Linked DNA regions of Homo sapiens: regions 1 and 2 are each linked to region 3. The links are chromatin loops, found by intact Hi-C in ENCODE. Cell type or tissue: mammary epithelial cell. All regions are shown on one strand. Each heading gives the region's core, and the rest is flanking DNA. Links, peaks and the distances in the headings are about the cores only. Region 1 overlaps CD244 (CD244 molecule). Region 2 overlaps ITLN2 (intelectin 2). Region 3 holds the start of KLHDC9 (kelch domain containing 9).

Region 1 (8,276 bases), core at 2,890-7,889, 260 kb before region 3:
CTTCTGTCACCTGCAGTGGGTACTCCCAGGAGTTCAGGCAGTGCTTCATACACAGCAGGAGCTTAATTACTGCTTGTTCATTGACTGGCTTGTTGCATGGATAATTATCTTTGTGAGGCATTGTCACGGAAGCTCAACAATCAGACACATAACATGATGACCTTGTACATCTTTCTTTCTAGAATACAGCATCCTCAAAAGCCCTGACCCCATAGGGTCTCTTCTGCTCCTTAAATAAATCTGGCCAGTTCAAGATCTATGCAGGACACATGAAAGGCCAGCAGCAGTCAATGGTCAGAGTCCCTGGTGTTCATCTGGACTGTTTCTGAACCCCGTCATTTCCTGCTGCCTCTACTCACTAAACTCCTTGACTCTGCAACTCAACTCCCAGTACCTGCCTTGGACCCCCAGGCTCTTTCTGAATATATTTGCCTGGTTTTTAAGCTTCTCACTTGCTTTAAGATGTGGTCTGTTCACACTTCTCTCCAGGAGGAAACCAGCCTGGCCAGCAGCACAGTCTCAGGGGAAAGGGATCCTGCAGGATGTGACCAAGTGAGTGCCTTGGCTCTCCTTCACAAGATGGAATAGCCCCTAGTGTCTAGTTCTCTGCTGTCCCAGTGTGAACAGGGCTGAAGGACACTGCCAGCTCACCAGGAAGTCAGACCCTCTACAGCAGTGTTCAAACAGACATGTGTTTGTTGATGGCCCACAAGTGCCCTTCGGCTGCTATAGAGAATAAAAATGCAGGGTATGGAGAGGATACATAAATTTAATTCAGGCAAGGAATTCAGACTGCATCTGCATGATATCACCGTTTTATATGAAACTCCTATGTTAGATACAGGGTAGGAAAATTGAAGAACCAGGCTTTGTGCAGTATCACCTGTTGGGGTCTCTGAGTAAGTCCTCTCCCAGTTCACCCTTGTCGCTTTCCTGGGCTCAGCCAGAGTCACAGCCCTGCTCCCCACAGCCTTGTTGAAATGTCTGGCCTGACGACTCAGGGAACCCAGCATAGTGTCTAGATTCCAACTGCCTCATTCTCAGCCCTCAGCTGCCTGAGCCCTCCCTTCAATGTGCATCCTGGGGAACACTCATCAGGACTCAGAACTTAAATAGAACATGGTTTCTGAGAGGCCTCTTCCTCTGGGAAGCCACTTCTATGAAGAAGCCAAATGGATTTCTAACAATGCGTCTTCATAAATCAAACATCATACCATGGACAAAGCTGGTCTCAACACCCCAGTTATCAGGTCAGCATGTGCTCTGGGTGATTTTTCTACTTAGAGATGGGCTTGCTTTGCACCATCTACTCTCCCTTCAGCCCACTCCCCCTGGTGGCCAACTGGCCAGAGGTAAAGGTATGAGATGCAGGGAGAAAGTTTTTTCTCTGCAATTGAGTAAAGCCCAGGCCCTGGCCCCCACCCACGTGCAGAACCTGCCAGCCAGTTCACAGCCGGACAGTCCAGGCTTTCAGAGGAGGGCTGTTTCTTCTTCCCCTGAGTCACCATTATCATTCCTTCCTCTTGCTTTGGAAGATGGGCCTGGGCCGGCGAGAGTCTAGAAATGCAGTCAACCCAGAGAGGGGAGAAAAGGAAACAAGTGACAGCTTGAAAATCAGGTGGAGGGAATCTCGATGCTAATAACATCACTTACATAACACTTTCTAGATTACAAATACTTGGAATGTGGCCTTTTGTGAACAACCTAACCCCTCCACCCATTCATGTCTGATCTGTAAATTGGAAGATATTATTTAACAGCCTTGCTCTTATCATGGTTGTTAGACATCATTTTCAAAACAAAATATAGAACAAGAACAAATTTCCATATCCTCTCCAGACTAGGAACTGTTCTATAGAGACTCCTGTGCCGTCATCCACTGTGCCAATTCCCAAAGCAGATGCTGATGTGCAAGAAAGGTGAGAATTGCTGCAGCAACTAGGAATAAACATCAAAGTTCTCCAGCTCTTTGCGGCTCAATCGAGCAGGGTTCTGGGCTTTAGGTTGACTCTTTCCAATCTGCAAAAGAAAAGGAGAAACTTCAGACCCTTGCACTGGGAGGTCCTTATCACAATCCTGTGAGGTATGACTTGCCATCCCCATTTTACAGATTTAAAAAATGAAGCTCAGAGTGACAAAACAAATTACTCAGGATCCACGACTAGTGTGAAGTGCAGGAGGGACTTGAATCTAGTTCTTCTGGCTCCAATTCCAGTACTCTCTTAACCACATATGCTTTTTCATGACCTCACAAGCTACCTGGGTCTACACAGTGCCCTCTATGACCCTGGGTTGTCCAGTTGGCTTTAATGTTGGGTGATAGCTGAAGTGCCAGGAATTCCAGCAGGCAGCCACCCATCCCTCCCTTCTGACCAATGGCAGCATCTTTATTGGACCACAGGTGGGGAGGCTCAGGTGTAGTATGAGGCTAATGGGTAGTGGGGGAGGTTGGGGGATGCTCTCCATGCCTTAATTTCTCTGAGTATAAATGGAAAGTATAATTATACCTATCTTGTAGCATTCTGTGAGGACTAAATAAAATAATCCATGTGAAGACACTGGCAGGCTACCTTATCCATAATAAACCCCCAAGAAATGTTGAGTCCCTCCTTTCCAGTCCCTAAATGCTCTGATGGGAATCAATTCAACCACCAGGCTCAGTGGTCATCTCTGAACAGTGTTGACCCCTGAAGAAGATTAAGCTCACCTATGTCCTGGAATGGCTCCCAAAGACTTGCTAATTTTAGAAAATCATTTAGAGTCCTTTATCTTCCCCTCTCTGACCCCTCCTCCGAACACTCTTGGAAAGGAGAGATGTCCAGTTTGTGGCCCACAGCCTGGGAACTAGCTCGGGGACGGCCCTAATTTAAAACCCAAGCTGCCCAGTAAGTATCATATCTAAACACGCAATATGATCTTGGGTCAGACCCTCACTCTCCTTGGGCTTCAGTGTCTTCATCTCTAAAACAAAGACTTGCATTAGAAGATCTCTAAATTCCCTACAACTCTGAGACTGTGTGAATGATCTTTTCCTAAGTGTACCCTTTCATGGCTAGATTTCAGGGCTATGCAACAGACAGTAAACCCATTGAGGAGTTCCAGAATCTTACCACTTCATAGATAGTGCTATTGAAGGAAGGGCTGTGGTTCCTCTTCCTGGATCCAGACTAGAAATTCAGAAGGTAAAGAATACTTAACTTCGAGATAAGTGCTCTCCCACTCCTAAGTGATGTGAGAGGTCCCAAAAGAGACTCAGGGCCCAGAAAAATTCTGAGGCACTCTCAGCCAGAAAATGAATAGAATCTGTCACCCTAGGAGCAAAACAATGGTGTTTATGGTCTCCAGGGAAGACACAATATATACAGTATTTGCCTATAATATGATATTTCTGAACCAAAATCAGAATTTGCTGTTCCATACCCACATACACCTAAAACCCATACACATATGTGTGTGTGTGTGTATATATATATATATATACACACACACATATATATACATATTTGTGTATATATATACACACACACATTCCCAGAGCACACACACATACACATACACATACACATACACATACACACATATCCCTCAGGCAATCCTAATGCAAATACTGCCCCAAACCATGTATCTCTTCAACGCATGCATACACACACCCTTAATGTAAACAATCCAGGCATATAAATAATTGCCAACCCAAGGACACTAGAATTCAGAGGCACATTCAGTAGCATATAGAGTTTACATACACCAAAGCAGGTGAACATGGTGCCTGTGAACATCTATATGGCCTTATATTGTAGCATATAATTAAAAACAAATCTCTCTCACGATGGGATCCAAGTAGGTTGAATGGCTTATTGGAAGGAGGTTGAATGAAAAGTCTGAAAATCTGTCCTAAACCCCTTCAAACCTGTGGTCCCTGACCTGCATGGACTTCCACAGTTGTGTGGACTCCCAAATTCCCATACTACCATGTTAAGGCTTTCTGGCTTCACACTGTGGCTCCAGCCTTGGGAACACCACTCTTCCCATCCCCTTCCATACAAGAGAAAAACAATGACCATGTGTACCAGGATACCCAACTCTGTTTCCAAGTACACAAGAGAGCTACGAACTCAGCTTGGAGAAGGATTTCAGTGCAAAAGGATGGGTTGCCTCAGTCCAGAGGCCTCCACCAGCAGGTGACTGACTGGCCAGGACCTTTCTCTGGTCTCTGAAGGTCAAGATTGTGTCTCTCTAGATCCAGTCTACTCCTCCAGCTCCAGGCAATATGCCCTGCCTTGCAAACCCCTCCAGTATCTCTCACCATAGCCTCAGCTGACCTACTAAGTACCCCGTAGTCTCTCTGTGCAAAGCACCTCCTTTCTGTCTCTGACTGTCCTTTACCTCCCACAGAAACTCCCAAAAACTCATCTAGTCTACTGTTCTCTTAGTCTAGAAGCTGTTATTTTTCTCCAGACAGAACCAGTAAGGCATTTCTCATTGGCCCATTGACATTTAAATACAGTCATTTAACAGAAGCTACTCAGATACACACAATAAAGAACAACTTGCCAGGATGTGCACACACACTCTCACTGCAAACACATGCAAAATACACATCTACATCAACAACACCCCACCACCACCACGGGAAGAGGCTCACCTTCCTGGAAGGCTGAATTAATGAATATAATGTATATGCAGGTTCTTGTGACGTGGGAGCAGAAGACTAATGAGAAGAGAAATAAAATCATTTCAGAAGCACAGATCCAGCACAATCTTACAAAGGTTATCTCTTCCGTTTCTCCTCCTCAACCCTGCCCAGATGGAAGCTTCAAGTGTTAGTGAAAAGAGCCCTGGACTAGCCAGGAGGTCAGACAACCTGAGTGCTAGTCTCGCTCTGTCATTAATGAAAGCTTCTATTTGTTGAGCATTTATCTTATACATGTATTCTCCTCTAACTGTTTTTTTGTTTATTTGTTTTTGAGACAAGAGTTTCGCTCTATTGCCTGGGCTGGAGTGCAATGTCTCGATCTTGGCTCACCGCAACCTCTGCCTCCTGGGTTCAGGCAATTCTCCTGCCCCAGCCTCCTGAGTAGCTGGGATTACAGGTGCCTGCCATCATGCCCAGCTAATTTTTGTATTTTTAGAGACAGGGTTTCACCATGTGGGCCAGGCTGGTCTCAAACCCCTGACCTCGTGATCCGCCCGCCTCGGCCTCCCAAAGTGTTGGGATTACAGGCATGAGCCACCGCGCCTGGCCTCTTCTCTAACTCTTTTAACACTCCTATAAAATAAGAATGATCATAATTTGCCCCATGCCACAAATGAGGCTCCAAAAGGATAAATAGCCCAAGTCAGGCAGTGCGTACACAGTAGAAGCAGAATTCAAACCCAAGACTCTCCAGGGCTCTTTCCTCAACACCTCAATGCCTCCCTTTGGCAACTTGCCTCCCTTCCCTGGACTGGAACCAGGTGTCCTCTAAATCAGGTAAACATTCTCCTTTTAAGATGCTCCAGAGGAGGACTGTCATTCTCACCCAACACCATAGTTTGAGGGGACCTCTTTCTTGCACTGATAGAAATTCCTCTCATTGGAGTTCAATGTGGCTGAAACTAGAGAACTGGCAGATATCAACCGCTCTTATAATCAGATTTTCTTTGCCCCACAGCTCAGCCACCAAACTGAAGATGGTGCTCAATTTTTTTTTTCTTTTTTTTAAAGCCATTTTTATCAGAAAGTCTTTTATTACTGGCCACCAGGAGGCAGTGTTTCCCTTGGGAGAGATGTCCCAGCCTGGGTTATCAATGTCATTTTAGCCATCAGTATTAAAGGATGCTTCTCCAGTTTATGAGTGAATTTCTGTAATCCCAGAATATAAGAGGTGGAGTATGAGGAGGTGCAATGGAGACTCAGAAACCCTTTGGCTCAGCTCTGCCACTACCTAGCTATGTAGCCTTGAGATATCAGTTGACCTGAGTCTCGGTTTCCTCATTGTGATATGGAATGTAGACCACATCTAAAGTATTAGAACTATTTTCATGAGGCTGTTATGTGAGATTTAGTAAGAAAATACAGCTGGGTGCAGTGGTACACACCTGCAGACCTAGCTACCCAGGAGGCTGAGGTGGGAGGATCACTTGAGGCCGGGAATTCAAGGCTTCAGTAAGCTATGATTCTACCATTGCACTCAGCCTGGTAGACAGAATGAGATCCTGTCTCATAACGGGTATACCAAAAATCTCACAAATCACCACTAAAGAACTGACTCATGACACCAAATGCCACCTGTTCCCAAAAAAACCTATGGAAATAAAAAATAAATAAAGAGACCCTGTCTCTAAACAATAAAATTGTTTTAAAAGAAAAGAAAATGGACATTATTGCTAAGTCATAATAAAATAAAAGAGATCAATGCAGATTCATTCTTTCCTGAAAACGAATATAATAGGGAATAGGGATAAAAAGTGCAAGGGCCCCAAGTATTAGAAGCAGCAGCAGGGCAAGAAAGCAGAAGTTGAGTCCCCTAACCAGGTTTCTGCTCCTATAGACTTTATCTGGGCCAGACCTTCTGCCAGACACGGAAGAAGAAGGAATGTCCACATCAGGCTTCCCAGCTGTGTTAAGATGCTCTAGTATCACACGGATCTTTTCAAATAATGTGTTAATGCAACTGAAGCCAAGCTATCTTCTGGATTCTAGAAGCACCAAGATCTTATTCTGCCATTCAATGGTGTGAGTTTCAGGGGGGCATTAGGAAACCCCAGAGATAGGTATGGAATGGACTAGAGAAACTGGAGAGGTACCTGGGACTGGATCATAGAGTAGATGGTGCTCCCCCCTCCAGGAAAAGTCTGCTCCTGCTCCTGCACAAGAAATGGAGATGGGGTAACATGAGCGACAGTTCGGTCTGTCCAGATTTAGATTGAGTGGGGAAAAACAGCACAAAGAAGAGGGCTTTTCAGGAGACTGGGAGGGAGGTGGCAGGACTGGGGAGAGTCATTGATCCTCCCAAGATGGGAAGAGACAGGAAGAAGAGCAGTTTGGAGTGGAACCATTAGTATCAGGAGCAAGGAACCACCTAGGTGTGAGGGGTTCCAGCAACCCTGCTCAAAGAGAATGCTGTCACTTTCTTTCCTTTAGTAACTTAGAAACCCTTCCTTGCAGAGCTCTGAGTAGGGCTGTTATCTGAGCCTTACCTCAGAGCACTGAAATTCAGAAAGTTTAAACATTTCAAAGACCAAACACAGTTAAGCCCTCTCTAGATCATCTTTGAGGCCACCTTGCCCTTGACCTCAAGTCAGCGCCCTGGGCAGCTATAGTGCTGGGTGCAGCCCTGAACCCAAGGGCCAAAGCAGGAAGCAGAGCTTCCTGCTTCCCTTTTCTTGTTCCTACCCCTTAGGAAATCGGTGGTGGAGGTATTTCATGCTGCCGGCCACTGAAAGCATATTGCCAGTTTGGGTTCTACTGGGAGCCAGTGGAGGCAGCAGGGTTCATTAGGCAAGGTGCAAGCAAAATTCCTGGAAGCAAGAAGAAGCTAAGAGAAGCAGAGAACTGTCAGCTGTCCTTAGAGGCTGGGGAGTCATGGGCATCTGACAATGTCAATAACTTCATTTGTGTTTTAAAATACTGCAGGAGTTTGTTGCTTTTCTCTCCCGTCCAGACCCGTGTGAAGTGTTTCTAGAAAGATTAGAGCTGGGTCTCAAAGTGAGACCACATGAAACTTGAGATTTAGGCCTTCAAATTGGAGCCCTGAGACAATAGGGAGAGGCCAGAGAGGGCTGAGGCCAGGCAGGGAGGAGCTCTTGAGTCGGAAGAAGTAAGCTAATAGGCCTGAATCCCAAAGAGGTTTCCTTTGCTCTAAGTTGTTTTTCCTCCTGTGGTCTCCTAATCTCAAGTCATCTTCTTTTTGGAAAAATAGATTATTTTTAGCAAGCACCCGGGCATCACTGGCTGTGGGTAGATTCACATGCTTTCAGGAATTTGTACCAGAGTCTGGTAGCAGTGAGAGAAACAAAGTCCCCTTTTATTATTCACATTCCAATAGCCACTGCTTTATTTTTCACATTCCCATAGCCACTGCTGGGGCAAAAATAAATAAATAAATAAAGATAAAAATAAAAAAACAGGCATGGGGAGCTGCTCTAACAGCCTCTGAACCCAGAGGCATCTGGGAGAGGATGCTTGCCTGCTCTGCGAGGCTGCACAGGGCCTCACGTATGTGGCCAGCACGGAAGAGCCCCACCACATGTGCTTCCTGCGTGCTGCTGGGTCTCCACAGCAAAGCGCCAGGGGG
Region 2 (10,193 bases), core at 2,646-7,645, 150 kb before region 3:
TTTTTGTTGTGTCTCTGTCAGGCTTTGGTATCAGGATGATGCTGGCCTCATAAAATGAGTTAGGGAGGATTCCCTGCTTTTCATTTATTGGAATAGTTTCAGAAGGAATGGTACCAGCTCCTCTTTGTACCTCTGGTAGAATTCAGCTGTGAATTTGCCTGGTCCTGGACTTTTTTTGGTTGGTAGGCTATTAATTATTGTCTCAGTTTCAGAGCCTGTTATTGGTCTATTCAGAGATTCAACTTCTTCCTGGTTTAGTCTTGGGAGGGTGTATGTGTCCAGGAATGTATCCATTTCTTCTAGATTTTCTAGTTTATTTGCATAGAGGTGTTTATAGTATTCTCTGATGGTAGTTTGTATTTCTGTGGGATCAGTGGTGATATCGCCTTTATCATGTTTTATTGCATCTATTTGGTTCTTCTCTCTTTTCTTCTTTATTAGTCTTGCTAGTGGTCTATCAATTTTGTTGATCTTTTCAAAAAACCAGCTCCTGGATTCATTGATGTTTTCAAGGGTTTTTGGTGTCTCCATCTACTTCAGTTCTGCTCTGAGCTTAGTTATTTCTTGCCTTCTGCTAGCTTTTGAATTTGTTTGCTCTTGCTTCTCTAGTTCTTTTAATTGTGATGTTAGGGTGTCAATTTTAGATCTTTCCTGCTTTCTTTTGTGGGCATTTAGTGCTATACATTTCCCTCCACACACTGCCTTTAAATGTGTCCCAGAGATTCTGGTATGTTGTGTCTTTGTTCTCATTGGTTTCAAAGAACATCTTTATTTCTGCCTTCGTTGTGTACCCAGTAGTCTTTCAGGAGCAGGTTATTCAGTTTCCATGTAGTTGTGCAGTTTTCAGTGAGTTTCTTAGTCCTGAGTTCTAATTTGATTGCACTGTGGTCTGAGAGACAGTTTGTTATGATTTCTGTTCTTTTACATTTGCTGAGGAGTGCTTTACTTCCAACTATGTGGTCAATTTTGGAATAAGTGCAATGTGGAACTGAGAAGAATGTATATTCTGTTGATTTGAGGTGGAGAGTTCTGTAGATGTCTATTAAGTCAGCTTGGTGCAGAGCTGACTTCAAGTCCCAGATATCCTTGTTAACCTTCTGTCTCGTTGATCTGTCTAATATTGACAGTGGGGTGTTAAAGTCTCCCATTATTATTGTGTGGGAGTCTAAGTCTCTTTGTAGGTCTCTGAGGACTTGCTCTGTGAATTTGGGTGCTCCTGTATTGGGTGCATGTATATTTAGGATAGTTAGCTCTTCTTGTTGAATTGATCCCTTTACCTTTATGTAATGGCCTTCTTTGTCTCTTTTGATCTTTGTTGGTTTAAAGTCTGTTTTATCAGAGACTAGGATAGCAACCCCTGCTTTTTTTTGCTTGGTAGATCTTCCTCCATCCCTTTATTTTGAGCCTATGTGCATCTCTGCATGTGAGATGGGTCTCCTGAATACAGCACACTGATGGGTCTTGACTCTTTATCCAATTTGCCAGTCTGTGTCTTTTAATTGGAGCATTTAGCCCATTTAAATTTAAGGTTAATATTGTTAATATTTACATTTAAGTTTAATTATGTGTGAATTTGATCCTGTCATTATGATGTTAGTTGGTTATTTTGCTTGTTAGTTGATGCAGTTTCTTCCTAGCATCGCTGGTCTTTACAATTTGGCATGTTTTTGCAGTGCCTGGTACCGGTTGTTCCTGTCCATGTTTAGTGCTTCCTTCAGGAACTCTTGTAAGGCAGGCCTGGTGGTGACAAAATCTCTCAGCATTTGCTTGTCTGTAAAGGATTTTATTTCTCCTTCACTTATGAAGCTTAGTTTGGCTGGATATGAAATTCTGGGTTGAAAATTCTTTTCTTTAAGAATGTTGAATATTGGCCCCCACTCTCTTCTGGCTTATAGAGTTTCTTCTGAGAGATATGCTGTTAGTCTGATGAGCTTCCCTTTGTGGGTAACCTGACCTCTCTCTCTGGCTGCCCTTAATATTTTTTCCTTCATTTCAACTTTGGTGAATTTGACAATTATGTGTCAGATTCACCAAGATACTACTCTTCTCGAGGAGTATCTTTGTGGTGTTCTCTATGTTTCCTGAATTTGAATGTTGGCCTGCCTTGCTAGGTTGGGGAAGTTCTCCTGGATAATATCCTGAAGCATGTTTTCCAACTTGGTTCCATTCTCCCCATCACTTTCAGATACACCAATCAAACGTAGATTTGGTCTTTTCACATAGTCCCATATTTCTCGGAGGTGTTGTTCATTTCTTTTTACTCTTTTTTCTCTAAACTTCTCTTCTCAGTTCATTTCATTAATTTGATCTTCAATCACTGATACCCTTTCTTCTGCTTGATTGAATTGGCTACTGAAGCTTGTACTGAAACTTGTACATGCGTCACATAGTTCTCGTGCCATGGTTTTCAGCTCCATCGGGTGATTTAAGGTCTTCTCTACACTGTTGATTCTAGTTTGCCATTCGCCTAATCCTTTTTCAAGGTTTTTAGCTTCCTTGCGATATGTTTGAACATCCTCCTTTAGCTCAGAGAAGTTTGTTATTATGACCTTCTGAAGCCTACTTCTGTCAACTTGTCAAAATCATTCTACATCCAGCTTTGTTCCATTGCTGGCGAGGAACTGCAATCCTTTGGAGGAGAACAGGCTGTCTGGTTTTTAGAATTTTCAGCTTTTCTGCTCTGATTTCTCCCCATCTTTGTGGTTTTATCTACCTTTGGTCTTTGATGATGGTGAAGTACAGATAGGGTTTTGGCATGGATGTCCTTTTTGTTGATGTTGATGCTATTCCTTTCTGTTTGTTAGTTTTCCTCCTAACAGTCAAGTCCCTCAGCTGCAGGTCTGTTGGAGTTTGCTGGAGGTCCACTCTAGACCTGTTTGCCTGGGTATCGCCAGCAGAGGCTGCAGAATAGCAAATATCGCAGAACAGCAAACATTGCTGCCTGATCCTTCCTCTGGAAGCTTCGTCTCAGAGGGGCACCCAGCTGTATGAGGTGTCAGTTGGCCCCTACTGGGAGATGTCTCCCAGTTAGACTACATAGGGGTCAGGGACCCACTTGAGGGGGCAGTCTGTCCATTCTCAGAGCTCAAACACTGTGCTGGGAGAACCACTGCTCTCTTCAGAGCTGTCAGACAGGGATGTTTAAGTCTGCAGAAGTTTCTGCTGCCTTTTGTTCAGTTATGCCCTGCCCCTAGAGGTGGAGTCTACAGAGGCAGGCAGGCCTCCTTGAGCTGCGGTGGGCTCCACCCAGTTCAAGCTTCCAGGCCACTTTGTTTACCTACTCAAGCCTCAGCAATGGCAGACGTCCCCTCCCCCAGCCAGGCTGCCACCTCGCAGCTCAATCTTGTACTGCTGTGCTAGCAGTGAGCAAGGCTCTGTGGGCGTGAGACCCACTGAGCCAGGTGCAGGATATAATCTCCTGGTGTGCCATTTGCTAAGACCATTGGAAAAGCACAGTATTTGGGTGACAGTGTCCTGATTTTCCAGCTACAGTCTGTCACAGCTTCCCTTGGCTAGGAAAGGGAAATCCCCCAACCCCTTGTGCTTTCCAGGTGAGGTGATGCCCCACCCTGCTTCAGCTCACCCTCCGTGGGCTGCACCCACTGTCCAACCAGTCCCAATGTGATGAACCAGGTACCTCAGTTGGAAATGCAGAAATCATCCGTCTTCTGCATTGATCACGTTGGGAACTGCAGACCAGAGCTGTTCCTATTTGGCCATCTTGGAACCCTTCCCAATATTTAGTATTTTAAATATTTAGTTTCTTGTTAGCTGGTCTTCAGTTGACTTGGTTCTCTATCCAGTTACAGCCATGGTGCATGTTGCATGCAGTCGTCTATACATTATTTAAACGGGCTTAAATATTAAATGTGTTACCCACCAATAATAAAATAGACCCTTATGAAAACTATAAAAACAAAACACACAAAAAAAGCCATTGGGTACATTTGTTCAAATCTTTTTTTTTTTCGAGATGGAATTTCACTATTTGTTGCCCTGGCTGGAGTGCAGTGGCACAATCTCAGCTCACTGCAACCTCCGCCTCTCAGGTTCAAGCAATTCTCCTGTCTCAGCCTCCCCAGTAGCTGGAATTACAGGCACCTGCCATCACACCCAGCTAATTTTTAATATTTTTAGTAGAGATGGGGTTTCACCAGTTGGCCAGGCTGGTCTCGAACTCCTGACCTCAGGTGATCCGCTCCCCTTGGCCTCCCAAAGTACTGGGATTACAGGCGTGAGCCACCATGCCTGGCCTTAAATCTCTTTTTTTAAATGCTCTTGGGCTTGGCACGGTGGCTCAGCCCTGTAATCCCAGCACTTTGGGAGGCTGAGGCAGGCAAATCACGAGGTCAGGAGATCAAGACCATCCTGGCTAACACAGTGAAACCCTGTCTCTACCAAAAATACAAAAAATTAGCCGGGCATGGTCGTGGGTGCCTGTAGTCCCAGCTACTTGGGAGGCTGAGGCAGGGGAATGGCATGAACCTGGGAGGCAGAGGTTGCAGTGAGCCAAGATCTTGCCACTGTACTCCAGCCTGAGCGACAGAGCAAGACTCCATCTCAAAAAAAAAAAAAAAAAGTTCTTTATTGCCTTCAGCTGTCAGGGCTTCATGACTTCCATTCTATAGAATTTAAACAAAATCCTCTGTTTCTCAATGGCAGCACAGCTGGCATTTGAGATCAGACCATTCTTTGTCATGGAGCAGGGATGTCCTGTGCAGTGTAAGGTGTTTCACAGCATCTCCAGCCTCTATTCACTAGATGTCAGTAGCGCTCCTGCCAGGCCTTCCACCACCACTCATTGCGGTGTCTCCAGACATTGCCAAATGTTCCCTAGATGTAGGGTTGCCAGGTAAAATATTGCATGGGACAAACATACTAAAAATATTATCGATTGTTTATCTGAAATGCAAATTTAAGTTGGCCTTCCATATCTTTATTTGCTAAATCTGGCAACCCTATCTGAGAGGTGAAAAACCCTATCTGAGAGGTAAAATCACCACTACATCTCCTACCTCCCATCCCATTTGAAAACCAATGCTCTAGTCCACAGGGAGCAATGGAGAAAAAGTGTGGTAATGGGTTTGGGAAATGTTATGATTAGATTTGCATTTGGAGCAAAGCACTTTTTGTTTGTTTGTTTTGTGTTGTGTTGTTTTGTTTGAGACGCAGTCTCACTCTGTTGCCCAGGCTGGAGTGCAGTGGCACGATCTCAGCTCACTGCAACCTCCGCCTCTGGGGTTCAAGTGATTCTCCTACCTCAGCCTCCCGAGTAGCTGGGATGACAGGCACCCACCACCACACCCAGCTAATTTTTGTATTTTTAGTACAGACGGGGTTTCACCATGTTGGCCAGGATGTTCTCGATCTCTTGACCTCGTGATCCACCCGCCTCGACCTCCCAAAGTGCTGGGATTACAGGCATGAGCCACCGCACCCAGCCTGGAGCAAAAAAACTATAAGACGTCCAAGCCCTCTTCACCAGCCAGGACTGCTGTAGTCAACATCCTGTTTGAGACCTGATTGGAATGCCTGGCTCTCTTTTTTTTTTTTTTTTTTTTTGAGATGTAGTCTCGCTCTGTCACCCAGGCTGGAGTGCAGTGGTGCAATCTTGGCTCACTGCAACCCCCACCTACTGGGTTCAAGCGATTCTCCTGCCTCAGCCTCCTGAGTACCTGGGACTACAGGTGCACACCACCACACCTGGCTAATTTTTGTATTTGTAGTAGAGATGGAGTTTCACCATATTGGCTAGTCTGGTCTCAAACTCCTGACCTTGTGATTCGCCTGCCTCGGCCTCCCAAAGTGCTGGGATTACAGGTGTGAGCCACCACACCTGGCCATCTCTCCTTTTTAGTAAGCAACTAGAGTTGGGATTCCAGATGTGGCCAGGCACATGCACCTCTGGAGAGACTACCCTGTCTGCTAAAGCTGGAAGAATAAAAGAAATGGGTGATTGTGCTATCTCCTGTTTCTCTTCTTTAATATGTTTATATTGAAGGCTTAATTTAATTAGCTAATAAAGGTGCATTAGGAAGAACTAACATGAAATATTTTCTCTTGTCCTTAAATCCAGTTCAGGGATCTCCTAAAAACAGGAACATACTTGTGTTCTGGGACAGATGAGACTTGAAATTCCAAACCCAGAATGTCTTTGTCTTTATTTTTCTTTTCTTTTCTTTTTTTTTTTTTTTTTTTGGGTAAAGTTTTGCTCTGTCACCCAGGGTGGAGTACAATGGCGAGATCTTGGCTCACTGCAACCTCTGCCTCCCTGGCTCAAGCCAACCTTCCACCTCAGCCTCCTGAGGAGCTGGGACTACAGGCACGCATTACTTCCTAGCTAATTTTTGTACTTCTTGTAAAGATGAAGTTTTGCCATGTTGCCCAAGCTGGTCTCAAACTCCTGACCTCAGGCAATCCACCTGCCTCGGCCTCCCAAAGTGCTGGGATTACAGGCATGAGCCACCATCCCTGGCCCAGAATGTCTTTTTATTTTTCAATTTTTTTATATCTTTTTGCTAATCTTCTCTGTATTGTTCCAATTTTAGTATATGTGTTGCTGAAGTGAACATTTATTTTTATTCAATGGGTTCTTCCTAGCCACTGTGCAAGCCCAGAATATGTGAGGTGGAATTCACCAGAACCATAGGTATTCTTTTAAAATATCCCTCAACACATCAGCCAATTTATAAAAAGAATTCAAAGAAACATAGAGTTGCAAATTGATGTGATTTAGTCTCCTCTCCTCCTTGTTAGAATTCCAGTTTTTCCGTCTCCAAATAGCCGGGGTTGGAAGATGGGTTCTCGCCCTGACACCGCAGAGCTCTGTCTCATCTATAGAACAAGAGTACAGCCGCCTCCGTTATCTCCCGACTGCAGCTGCTCTTAACGTGAGTTCCATATCCATCCCAGTCAAAGGCGGAGAAGTCCCCACACTGACGGGGTTTGCCCTGTGGGAAGAACCCTCCTCCACCGATGCAGTGCTGGGAAACAGAAAGAAGAAACACTGTGAGGAATTTGATTTGCTGCTGACACCAGTGAGCGCAAGGCTGGTCTCGAACTCCAGACCTCAAGTTATCCGCCTGCCTCGGCCTCCCAAAGTGCTAGGATTACAGGTGTGAGCTACCACACCTGGCCCTATGCATGTATTTTAAAGTAGTAATGCATGCAGGAACATACACAAACACGCACTAATGGACAGTCTGAGGAGCACAGAGCCAGTAGAGAAACTTGTCAAGGAAAAGGGCATAAAGACATATACTCTAGTCCACCCCCACTGCCCACGTGGTCGTCATCCTCCGAATTCTAATCTGCGAGTCCCTCCATGAGAGAATAGCTGCCTCATCTTAGCTGGAAAATGAAAAAGCTGAAAGCTGGGGCAGGGAAGATGGAACCGTGAGTTCAGACTGTCAGTTGGGGAGGGAAGGGGGCCCTAAGTGAATGCCCTTGTTCTTGATGGCTCTGACGCTCTCTTCCTCCAACCCCTAGGCACAGGATGTCCCTCAAATACAATCTCCCACCACTACAACTGTGGTGCTGTCTCCTACAAGACTGGAAAAACAATAAAAATATAAAGCTTCTAAAAGTTAAGATTAATATTGGAGAATATTTTCACGACCTCGGTGTAAGGAGGTACATCTTAAAGAAAACATTAAAAGTACTAACCATAAATGAAAAGTTTGATAAACTGAATTCCATTAAAATAAATTATACTCAGCCGGGCACGGTGACTCATGCCTGTAATCCCAGCACTTTGGGATGCCAAAGTGGGCAGATTGCCTGAGGTCAGGAGTTTGAGAACATGGAGAAACCCATCTCTACTAAACCCATCTCTACTAAAAATACAAAAAAATTAGCCGGGTGTGGCAGTGCATTCCTGTAATCCCAGCTACTCAGGAGGCTGAGGCAGGAGAAACACTTGAACCCGGGAGGCAGAGGTTGCAGTGAGCAGAGATCCTGCCATTGCACTCTAGCCCAGGCAACAAGAGTGAAACTCCCTCTCAAAAAATAAATAAATAAATACATAAGATTTAAAAGACAAATAAATTATACTCAACTTCTGGCATCTACTACTCCAAACTTTGTACCACTTAATTTTTATTAAAAATATGGACTCTTCAGGCTGGGCGTGGTGGCTCACGCCAGTAATCCCAGCACTTTGGGAGGCCGAGACGGGCGGATCACGAGGTCAGGAGATCAAGACCATCCTGGCTAACATAGTGAAACCCCGTCTCTACTAAAAATACAAAAAAAATTAGTGGGGCGTGGTGGTGGGCCCCTGTAGTCCCAGCAACTCGGGAGGCTGAGGCAGGAGAATGGCATGAACCCGGGAGGTGGAGCTTGCAGTAAGCTGAGATCGCGCCACTGCACTCCAGCCTTGGTGACAGAGCGAGACTCTGTCTCAAAGAAAAAAAAAAAGAAAGAAAAGGACTCTTCAAAGAAAAAAAAAGAAATAAAAAATAAATTATATTCATAAGACATCATCAGGAGAGTAATGAGAGTAAACAGAATGAGAGTAAGCGAGTAACCACAGAGACACACATTGATACACCCCACACAGGTACACACATGTGCATACCCATGCACACACATGGTGAAGGGGGCCAGCCCCTCCACATCTGTGGGTATTTCTCGTCAGGTGGGATGAGAGACTGAGAAAAGAAATAAGACACAGAGACAAAGTATAGAGAAAGAACAGTGGGACCAGGGGACCAGCACTCAGTATACGGAGGACCTGCTCCGGTGCCAGCCTCTGAGTTCCCTCAGTATTTATTGATCATTATTTTTACTATCTTAGTGAGGGGAGTGTAGCAGGGCAACAGGTAAGGAGAAGGTCAGCAGGGAAACATGTGAGCAAAGGAATCTGTATCATGAATAAGTTCAAGGAAAGGTACTGTGCCCGGATGTGCACATAGGCTAGATTTATGTTTCTCTTTACCCAAACATCTCAGTGTAGCAAAGAGTATCAGAGCAGTATTGCTGCCAGCATATCTCGCCTCCAGCCACAGGGCGGTTTTCTCCTATCTCAGAATAGAATGAATGGGAGTGGTCAGCTTTACACCCAGACATTCCATTCCCAGGGATGAGCAGGAGACAGAAGCCTTCCTCTTACCTCAACTGCAAAGAAGCCTTCCTCTTTCACTACTCCTCCTCAGCACAGACCCTTTACGGGTGTCAGGCTGGGGGATGGTAAGGTCTTTCCTCTCCCATGAGGCCATATCTCAGGCTGTCTCAGTGGGGGAAAACCTTGGACAATACCCAGGCTTTCTTGGGCAGAGGTCCCTGCGGCTTTCCGCAGTGCATTGTGTCCCTGGTTTATCAAGAATGGAGAATGGCGATGACTTTTACCAAGCATACTGCCTGCAAACATATTGTTAACAAGGCACATCCTGCACAGCCCTAAATCCATTAAACTTTGATTCATTACAGCACATGTTTCTGTGAGCACAGAGTTGGGGCTAAAGTTACAGGTTAACAGCATCTCAAAGCAGAAACAATTTTTCTTAGTACAGATTAAAATGGAGTTTCTTATGTCTTCCTTTTCTACATAGACACAGTAACAATCTGATCTCTCTTTCTTTTCCCCACACGTGGGCCATTGATCTCCCCAAAAACTCACATGCTCAGTGTTACAGCCAGTAACTTTTATCCCAGCACAAAGGGCGTTGGCTGCTCTCTCGTTATTAAACACCCGGAACTGAACGAATCCTGCAACAAATTCCCCTGAAAAAGAAGAGGTGAAGAAACAGCCAAGTAGTCAAAGGATGAACTAGAAGCAGCATCCCATTGGCCAGTCCAGGGATTCCCTAAGCCAAAAGCTGAGGCTACAGCCAAACACCCCAGGCTGTAGGGGTGCAGCCCAGTACCTTTATGGCCAGTGGCTGGTGCACGTCAGTCCTAAACTTGTCCCCAAGGAAACCTCTGTTCATAGGGGGCAAGAGGACAAAGGCTGGGACTCACAAAAGGACCCAGGTCTGCTTACAGCTTACAGGAGAAACTAGACTCTACAAAAAGATTACCAAAAAGATCTGAGAAGGCCCAGCAGGAATAAGCAATGATCAGATGTGGCTGCCTATTGCTGTTTACACACTTCTCATCCAATTACCATGGGTTAGTTTCCCTGACCATCACCTGCTTTCATCAAAATATCAAAGGCAAACAGTGATGTCTTTGATTTTTTTATCCACAACTTA
Region 3 (9,359 bases), core at 4,360-9,359:
TTCTGTGTAGATTTTCTACCACCACCATCCCCACCAACTCTACCTGTCAAACTCTTATTCATCTTTCAAAGCTGACCTCAAATGCCACATCTTCGTGAAGCCTTCTCTGCTCCTCCCACCCCAAATTAATCTTTCTTCTATTCTTCCTCAGCCTTTGCTAGTCCTTTTATTATAGCTTATGTGCTCATAATTTGTGCACATCTTATCTCCTTAACTAAATTGTAAGCTTCAAGTCAAAAAAACATCGATTGAGGCCTGCTGTGTGCCAGGAATTCAGTAAATGTATTAAATTGCGGGACAGGACAAGAGTTGTAGCCTGTGAACTCCTTGAAAGTTGGGCTTGTTTTATAATCTTGTCTCAGTCTTCCATGCTAGGACAGGCCACAGCATTTCATGGGAACTGACTACATTTTGGTGAAGCCATGAATTTCTGAATAAATGAGTTGTCCGGATGAAAAGGATGGTGAAGTCGGATCAGTAAAGCAGAGATCCCGACTGGCTGTGAGTTACTATCCTGAACTAGGGTTGTGACCTGGACTTTACTCCTGTCACTGGACTATGACCCCAACTCTGGCTCTAGATGCCAAATGACCACGGCAGTGACCTCTTCTTCAGGGGCTATTTCCTGCAGGTCAGAGGCCCTTAAAGGCCAGGCCGGTTGCCAGAATTCCCCAGTTTCTCTCCACCTCCAACCCCTTCTCTTTTTCAGGTCCCCACCTGTGCCAGGGGAACAGCCCCACCCAGATGCTGCTTTGAGATCCTCTGTGGCAGGGGTGGAGTAGGGCCAGCGGGAATGGGAGGGGGAGCATCCTGTGTTATAATTATAATTATCACACCTTGGATCCTATCGCATGCTTTCGGAGGAGCTGCTTTCCTTCCCACGGATTCACCCCTCCAGGTACAGGAAGCCACAGGAGAAACTGAGGCACAGGAGTGGAAAAGCAGTTAGTTCACAAGATGGATATCCAATCTCCTTCAGCCTATCCATTCACAGTATACCCCGTGAAAGTGCTACCAGTCAGGATGTCTCTGAACCCCTGGTTGGGCCCCTTAATCACTCACCCTGAACTCTAGCCATACGGAGCATGGAAAGGAGGCAGAACTGTCCAGAGGTGGAGTTAGGGTATGGCTATACTCATTTTTTCATGGGTATGATGCAGCCTTGAAGTAGGCTAAGGGCACCACAGGGCCTGAGAGGGAGCACTAGAGTCCAGCAGCCCACTCCAGGCCTTTGACAGAGTTAGGGATCTCTCTCCTCATTTCACAAATACCTATCTCAAGTCCCTCTGTCCCCTCCTTCCCCTCAGCCCTGTATGTCTCACAAGAGCCATGCTTTTGGAGAATATGCCCTCAAACTTAGGCCTTTCCTACCCTCTCCTAGGATGAAGGCTGGGGAAGGCATATTCTAGGATTGAGACTGGAAGGAAATATTGGATGAGGAAGATTTTCAAGACCAATGCCTGGTATCCTGGTTCGGTTCTCCCTTCCATATTGAATTCCCATTCCCCACATGCCTCACTCCTACCCTCCTCCTACCCACATTGTGGTCGCTAAGAATGAGAACAATTCAAGCCATGATAGTGTCTTTATCATGTGTGTTTGTCTGAGTGACATTGCTGCGTGCGCGCCTGCACCCATGCATTCCTTCAACAGACATTAAATGAGTGCCACTATGTGTCAGGCTCAAGGGAGGAGACCGAGACACATAACACATAGTCCCTGCCCTCAAGGAGCCTTCAATCAGGAGAGGCAGACACAGAAACAACTGTAACATGCTATATCCCACCATCATGTGTTCCCTACGTATCTCTGTACACATACATGCTATGCACATATGTGGGACTGTCTCTGTATGCACAGCAGCGGATGTTCTTCATGATCTGCATGCATCCAAGCATCCGCTTATACCTGTCTCTGTCCCCATGACAGGCTGCACGCCTCAGCCAAACCGGTTGGAGTGGGTTGTGCTGAAATTTTTGTTTGTGTCAATGGGACTTGAGGTGAGTCAGAGAGGGACAAGGATGGGTGGGGTGGTGTGGGGGAGAAGAAGAGTGAGAGTGAGGGTCAGATTGAGTGGGGGAGGGAAGGAGTGGGCCCAGGTTGGAAGGGGTGGGAGTGAGAGTGGGGTGCAGGAGGATGAGTTGGGGGTAGGAGTAGATGAGAGAGCTCCTTGGTGAGTAATATCCTGTCTGCCTGCAGTGAAGTCCCAGGTCAGAGAAGAGTCAGAGGCTGGGGGAGAGTCCCTTGTGCTTAGGGAGAGAGGAGGGTGAAAAATAAATCAGAGTGGAACTAGTTGGAAGCATGAGAGTGGATAAAATATTTGTGATCCATTTCTGTACAGCTTTGTCTCTGTGATAAGCTATTCCTGATCTGCTCATTGCAAACTTTCCGCAGTTTGTACAGAAAGGTGTTGGGGAGCTGATGACGTGGTGAAAGATTACCAATATGGGCCTTGATCTCACCCCCCAGGACCAAGGCTTCAAAGTCACTCCTCCTGCTCCTCCCTAGGATCACCCCTGCTCCATCCCGGGAGGTATGGGCATACCCCCATACAGAACACAGGGGCTCCAGCAGCTTTTCTTCCCCTAGAAAACACCTTTACTCCCCTCCTGATGGAACTTCACTATGCTCAATATTAGGATGGTGGCCTCCTGTTTTCTAGAAAATTACATCAAAACATTGCCATGTGCTATGTTGTTCTTTGCCTATCCTGCAGGCCCACCGATTCCCCAATACCCAGCCCCCAGCCCCATCCTTTAATGATAACCACATTTCTTGGTTGCCTAACAACCCTTGGAGATCAGGGGGCTGAATTTGCTTGTTCCTCGAGGGCCCTAAAGCTGGAGTGTGCCATCCAGGGGAGGAGGCAGCTAAATGCAAGACATGTTCAGGTCCCGTTTCTCGGTAGGTCCAGTTGTGTGCAGAGCCCCATCCTCCTTGCTCTCAACCCATGAACTTCGCAAGTTTCCATGAACACACTACCATGAAATCCAGGACCACAGTATGGGTTAAGGGACAAATATCTTTATTTTGACACTAAGACCCCACTGTGGGGAAATTCTACTCCCTGAAAAGGCCCTATGTATTGAAGCTCACTCAGGTCTTCATCAAAAATTGAGACCTTATGACTGTGCCCGGGGACCCCAAACTGGTGCTATAGTTCTAGAAAGCAGCCAAAGGGAAGAAGTCTGGCCACTTCTGGAAAGTTCTAAAGCTCCTTGCAGGAAAGTCAGATGGCTGGCTCTGGTCAGCAGGAAAAAAAGGGCAGTAACCCAGAGAGAAAAACACAAAAGTCGAAACAGTGAGAGACAGATCTCAAGGCACAGTGAGAAAAATGGAAACTTAAAGACAGAAAAATATACAAATGCTCCTTGACTTTTATGATGGGGTTATGTCCTGATAAGCCCATTGCAAACTGAACATATAAGTTGAAAATGCATTTAATATACCAGTCGCTAGCCCTAGAAAATATCAAAATTTAAAATTCAAGTATGGGTCCTACCGAACACGCTATCATTTTTGCATCACTGTAGTTTAAAAATTATAAGTTGGGTTGGGCATGGTGGCTCACACCTGTAATCCCAGCACTTTGGGAGGCTGAGGTGGGCGGATCATGAGGTCAAGAGATCGAGACCATCCTGGCCAACATGGTGAAACCCCGTCTCTACTAAAAACTCAAAAAATTAGCTGGGCTTGGTGGTGCGTGCCTATAGTCCCAGCTACTCAGGAGGCTGAGGCAGGAGAATCACTTGAACCCAGGAGGCGGAGGTTGCGGTGAGCCAAGATTGTGCCACTGCACTCCAGCCTGGTGACAGAGCAGGACTCCGTCTCAAAAAAAAAAAAAGAAAAAGAAAAAGAAAAATTGTAGGTTGAACCATTGTAAGTCAGGGATTGTATTGGAGACACACACACACACACACACACATGCGCGCGCGCGCCCGCGCGCGAGTTATTGAAGGGGGAGAATTCAAAGAGACAAAGTGGCTGAAGTGGCCAAGACAAAATCTGAAACAGAGACAGAAGGACCCGAAGAGAAATTTCTGGATGCCATGATTACTCAAAGTCCTTCTGTCTTCTGCCCTCAATTCCCACCGCTCAGCAATGACCCAATGATACTTTCCTACTCAACATTGCCTACTCCCTCAACAACATAAGCTTCTCCCCATCCTTATTCCACCTCTCCATCATTCTCTACCTTGGCTGATTACCACTCCCCTCCACCCTAAAGCCTGCTTACAATTTCACCTTTCTCTCAATCTCCTTCTAGCTCACATTCAGTCAAAGGAGCTCTCAAGATCTGACCTCATGCAGTCTCTTTGCCTGGTCATTTCTCTGTCCTTTTGTCCCTGTCTTTATTCTGGCTGAGCTGAGAGCAAAGAGTCAGAAATGGGGCCAGGATGGCATAGGGCCAGGAAGTCAAGCAGCTAGAATGAGCTGTGTGAGAAATAGAGAAGGGTCAGGGTACAGCAGAAGAAGAGTCAAAGAAAGGGCCTGAAGGATGGGGACAGCCTGGGAGACATGGGCAGAGGGAACTGTGGGAGTCTTGAGTGCGATTAAGACCGTTTGGTGCAATTGTTGGTCTTTCTTTCTTTCTTTCCTTCTTTCTTTCCTTCCTTCCTTCCTTCTTTCTTTCTTTCTTCTTTCTTTCTTTCCTTCCTTCCTTCTGTCTTTCTGTCTTTCTCTCTCTTTTCTTTCTCTCTCTCTCTTTTCTTTCTTGCTCTCTTTTCTTTCTCTCTCTCTTTTCTTTCTCGCTCTCTCTTTTCTTTCTCTCTCTCTTTCTTTTCTTTCTCTCTCTCTTTCTCTTTCTCTCTCAGTCACCCAGGCTGGAGTGCAATGGCACAATCGCGGCTCACTGCAACCTCAGCCTCCCAGGTTCAAGCGATTCTCTTGCCTCAGCCTCCAGAGTAGCTGGGACTACAGGCATGCACCACCACGGCTGGTGAATTTTTTATTTTTTATTTTTAGTAGAGATGGGGTTTCACCATGTTGGCCAGGCTGGTCTTGAACTCCTGGCCTCAAGTGATCCACCCACCTTGGCTTCCCAAAGTGTTGGGATTATAGGCGTGAGCCACCACACCCAGCCCAATTGTTGGTTTTCTGTATGTACCGAATAATGCTAAGAACCAGAGATGGTTCCAGGGTCAGAAAATGGGGTTAAGGAAGGGAGAAGATAGAGTAAGAGCTTTGTGAAAGTTTGAGGCAAGGGGGCGTAGATTTGGGGCTAGGATAGACATCTAAGGCTAGGTAGGAAGCTGGGTGCTTGCTTGCTAGAGATCATATAGACTCTTGGCCAACTGAGACAAAGCCAACATCAGGGGATCACATCAGGATTACGAGACTTTCAGGATATCCAGTCCCTGCTCTCATTTCTGGACAGAGGTTGTCCCTGGATATTATTAGCAGGTGAAAGCAGGTTCACAGCCCTGGCTGCCCTTTTCCCTGTCTCTCACAATTTTCTCTCAGTTCCCCCTTTCACTTATCTTAATGCCCTTTCAGTTTGTGTATCATTGACAAGGTCATTATAGACCACTGCAGATGCTGTCCTGCGGTGTGAAGCATGTGTCATACAAGTCCAGGTTGGCTGGTTTGCTTTCTTCCTCTCTCTGTTTCTCTCTTTCTGGCTTCTTTTCTCCCTCCTCCAAAATATGGATTTGGTTCAAACTAACCTAAGAAGGTAGGAGTCCTAGGCAGTTCCTCTCCCAGGGTCTTGGGATGGCAAAGCAATGGACAGATGCTTCCAGCTATTAGGAGGAACTGGAAGCATCTAGGTACAGAACTGGAGAGGGTACAGCCAAGGAGTATGTGAGGTTCAAGCTCTATGTCTAACTAAGATGCCTACTGCTAAGGACTCAGAGTCAGAGAGGAAGCTGGGAGAGAGGAGCTGGAAAGGCCCGTGGGGTGGGGAGTTCCCATTTCTATCCAGGAAAGGCAGAAAGTAAGTCTAACAGAACAGCCAAGACTTAGGCAAAAGCAAGAGCCTAAAATGGACATATAGGCCAATAAGGTTTAAGCAAAATTGCCCCACCCCTGAGGCAAGCCCTTGCCTAATCCTAGGAGTATGACAGATCTGAATCCAGCTGTTGGGAGGTTAGCCAGTGAGAAAGAAGCCTGAGGGAAAAGACTGACTTTTAAATTTCAGCCAAGGACAGTAAAAGTTAGTGATTTTTTAGAGATTCTTACCATGATTTTGGAAAACTGAGAATACTGCCTGTCATACTCAGGGAAAGCTATAGTTGGGAGGGCAGAGACTTTCAAAGCTATTGTTGAATCTTGGCTTTAAGGTACAGGTGGGGAACAGGTCCTGGTAATCTTCCAATCTCTGTAACTGTGCCTTTCCTGCCCATGCCATCCCCATGCTGTGTTCTCTGAGGACCAAGAGTTGGGAAGAGGAGGGGAAAGCCCTGCTGTGCTATCAGACCCTGCATTACATGCCCATCCTCACTGCAGCCCTGGCCACTGTCTCCTTTCTTCCTTTCTTTATTTCTTTTCTTTTTTTCTTTCTTTCTTTCGCCAGGGTCTCACTATGTTACCCAGGCTGGTCTTGAACTCCTGAACTCCTGGCCTCAAGTGATTCTCCTGCCTGGCCACTTTCTATGGTCTCAGTATCTCAGGTATGATGGGGAGCAAGGTGATGTGTAGAAACCAAAGGCCACAAGTAGCAGTCATCATTCCCACTTACAGCCCAGTCCCAGAGGACACAGATCCTGTTTTTGCCCCACACCAGCTGTGTTGGGAGGAAAATTCTGTCTGTATTTCCTCCTTCAGCTGAAAGCAGAAAGCTTGCATCTGGGCCTCTTCAGTTATCACTTGGTCCTGGGGGACAGAGTTAATATCTGGAAACTGGCTTAAATAAAAGATATCAGGGAAGGGTAGGAGTCTGTTTTTCTCATTTTCTCACTCTTCCCCCACTTCACCCTTCTAAGGCTGCGTGGGTTCTCTCTCTCTCTCTATCTCTCTCTCTCTCTCTCTCTCTCTCTCTCTCTCTCTCTCTCTCTCTCTGTGTGTGTGTGTGTGTGTGTGTGTGTGTGTGTGTGTGTGTCACCTGAGAGACTGGGTTCTGCTACCCTCTAGTGGCCAGAGCTGAAAGGACTCTCCCACCCAATCAATCGGGACCTTCAAGCCTTTGGGAATAAACGAACAGCCTATTTGATGAATGACAAAACTGAGAAGGCCTAGAGAGAAACAATGCCTTTGAGGGTCAGGGGCATAGTTGGGACTAGAACCCAGGTCTCCTGTCTCTCGGGCCAGTGGTCAGTCCACTTTCACTTCCCCACCCTCTGACTTTTGCTTCTCCTTCCTTGCTCATCCCTGGGGTGGTTAGCCCGAGTAAGAAACCCTGAAGCCAAATGATCCCTCCCGGCCCTAGTGGAGCAGCACCTGCACCTCAAATGTCAAAATCGCAAATCAGTTCACAGCGGAGATCACAGGGGTTTATTCTAAGGACCCGACTGTCCTCCGACTTTCTGAGGTTAACAATCTTGCAGGATTTTTATTGACCTGATACAGCTCCCGTAGCCTTGGTGGCACCACCATACGGTTCCCGATAGCCACCCAGGTGTCCTGTCTCCACGGTAACTGCTGCTTTGCGACCTTCGGTTTGCAGCGGTCGCGCTGCAGCCGCTGCAGTGGTTGCTGGGCGACCACGGAGAGAAAGCCGGGACTTGAGGTGGGAACCCCGGCTGGCGTCCGGTAGGGGGAGGTTCCCGGGGAAGCCCGCGGAAGGCGAGGTGCCTGGCCTGCCATGTAGGGGCTCGTTCCAAGCCGCAGACCCCACCGCCCTCCCTCTCCCCGGGGCCCATGGCGGTGGCCGTGCCCCCGGGTCGGGCCGCAGGCTCAGGCTGGGCCTGGAGGCCAGTGGCGCGGGACGCGCTTTTGGCTAGAGCTTTCCATTCATGCACCGAACTGCGGGGACGGTTCTATCTCGTAGGTGGTCTCCTAGCAGGAGGAGCGAGAGAGCCCAGCAGCGATACGGTGGTTTTCGACCCAGCTAGGGGCCAGGCCGTACGATTGGGAGCCCGGGGCAGCCCCCCGCGCAGTCACCACGACGCGGCACCCGTGGACGGGCGTTGGCTCTGCGTGGTGGGCGGCTGGGACGGGTCTCGCCGCTTGGCCACAGTGACCGCACTGGACACAGAGCGCGGTGTGTGGGAGGCGTGGACAGGGACCCCTGGTGACTGCCCCCCCGCCGGCCTCAGTAGTCACACCTGCACCCGAATCTCTGACCGAGAGCTGCAGGTGGCTGGCCGGGAGGGCGGTATCCACACTCAGCGACGCTATGGAAGCATCTACACATTAAGGCTGGACCCCAGCGCCCGCACCTATTGGTATGGCACCCTCCGCCCAAAACCTTTCACTCTCATCCACACTCTCGAAAAACAAAAGCCTAAGCAGATTTCTCAGGCAATTTATCCACCTCCTCACTCTAGCACCCTCCTTCCAGGGGAACCTACCATGTTTAAGCTAGCTGAGCTCTCTACAGTATTACCCTCCCTCTTATCCCACCTACCGCACTGCCCCATGCCTCTTCTCCATCCATCCTTGGCAAGGGCGGTGGCACTTACATTTTCCAGAAAACCCACTCAGCCCTGAATTTCTGCATGTCCACAGCTACAAGCAAGAAGGCTGCCACACAGCCTCACGCTCAGGTCACTGTGCGGCCCTGCTCCAAACTCCTGGACCCCATCCAGGTCATCAGCTATTGCTCTTTGGAGGTTGCAACTTAGCTGAACCAGAAGTAGCTGGGCATTGGAGTCATGGGAAAATTAAGGTATTAGCTCCTCACACATCTTGTTTAGGATGGGAAGAGGCTAAAATTGTGATGCCCAGGTCTCTTCGGACAGTCCTTTCTTTCTCCCCAAGGAGGAACCACCTGTTGCTCCTCATTTGATGGAACAGCTTGCAAGGCTTGTGAGCAGTGGGCAGGGGTCCCAGAAGGGGCCCCATGGACTACGGCATCACTCATGTTCTGTGGTCGGGCCCTTTGCTGTGCTGTTTGGTGGAGAAACTCTGACCAGAGCTAGAGACACCATCTGCAATGATCTCTACATCTATGATACTCGTGAGAGCCAGACTAATGGCTGAAGGGGGGGAAGGTGGGAAGATGGGGGAACCTGAAGACTACAGAAAGAGGATGGAGTGATGGGGTAGGGAGGAGGAAAAATTAGTTGACAGGAGTTAAAGGAGTACACAGAATATTAAGCATTTGAAGAGGCCTACAAATCAAGTGAGCAGAAAAACAATGGGCAAGCCCTTGGTCATGTTGAATTCTGTGAATGACAAAGTGCTACTGCCTCAATAACCACCCTCTGCCCGTATCCAACAGGCACATCTCCTCCTTTGTGGTTCCACTTCCCCTGTGC

Evidence for each region. A loop is a pair of places that touch in the nucleus more often than their neighbours do. Peaks named below come from ENCODE experiments on the same cell type or tissue, not always from the same donor. Only the 100,000 strongest peaks of a DNase experiment are listed, where the experiment ranks them.
Region 1: it touches region 3 in a loop (14-fold over the local background); 31 of 110 quality-filtered maps call a loop at or near these places.
Region 2: it touches region 3 in a loop (18-fold over the local background); 2 of 110 quality-filtered maps call a loop at or near these places.

Annotation. Positions count from the first base shown.
Region 1 is chr1:160,829,409-160,837,684 of GRCh38, forward strand. It overlaps CD244 (CD244 molecule), which reads right to left. Exons shown (of 9, transcript NM_016382.4): 6 at 6,787-6,846; 7 at 4,643-4,708; 8 at 3,111-3,167; 9 at 752-2,019. The coding sequence ends at 1,939. Among named protein-coding and RNA genes, the nearest start is that of CD244, 29 kb to the right of the region's middle. RefSeq lists an enhancer at 7,804-8,276. In mammary epithelial cell, for the core only: a CTCF peak has its summit at 5,743 (motif pointing right); no DNase peak of the experiment used is centred there.
Region 2 is chr1:160,938,310-160,948,502 of GRCh38, forward strand. It overlaps ITLN2 (intelectin 2), which reads right to left. Exons shown (of 8, transcript NM_080878.3): 7 at 9,620-9,723; 8 at 6,716-6,983. The coding sequence ends at 6,831. LOC101928372 (a long non-coding RNA gene) reads left to right here. Exons shown (of 6, transcript NR_110695.1): 4 at 6,549-6,649; 5 at 6,757-6,890. Among named protein-coding and RNA genes, the nearest start is that of ITLN2, 11 kb to the right of the region's middle. In mammary epithelial cell, for the core only: a CTCF peak has its summit at 4,762 (motif pointing right); no DNase peak of the experiment used is centred there.
Region 3 is chr1:161,090,739-161,100,097 of GRCh38, forward strand. KLHDC9 (kelch domain containing 9) reads left to right here and starts at 7,623. Exons shown (of 4, transcript NM_152366.5): 1 at 7,623-8,324; 2 at 8,608-8,767; 3 at 8,860-9,058; 4 at 9,323-9,359. The coding sequence starts at 7,798. RefSeq lists an enhancer at 2,038-2,137 and silencers at 7,757-7,936, 7,997-8,046. In mammary epithelial cell, for the core only: a CTCF peak has its summit at 7,087 (motif pointing left); DNase peaks (open chromatin) are centred at 6,033, 7,093 and 7,603; H3K4me3 peaks cover 1,222 bases; H3K27ac peaks cover 364 bases.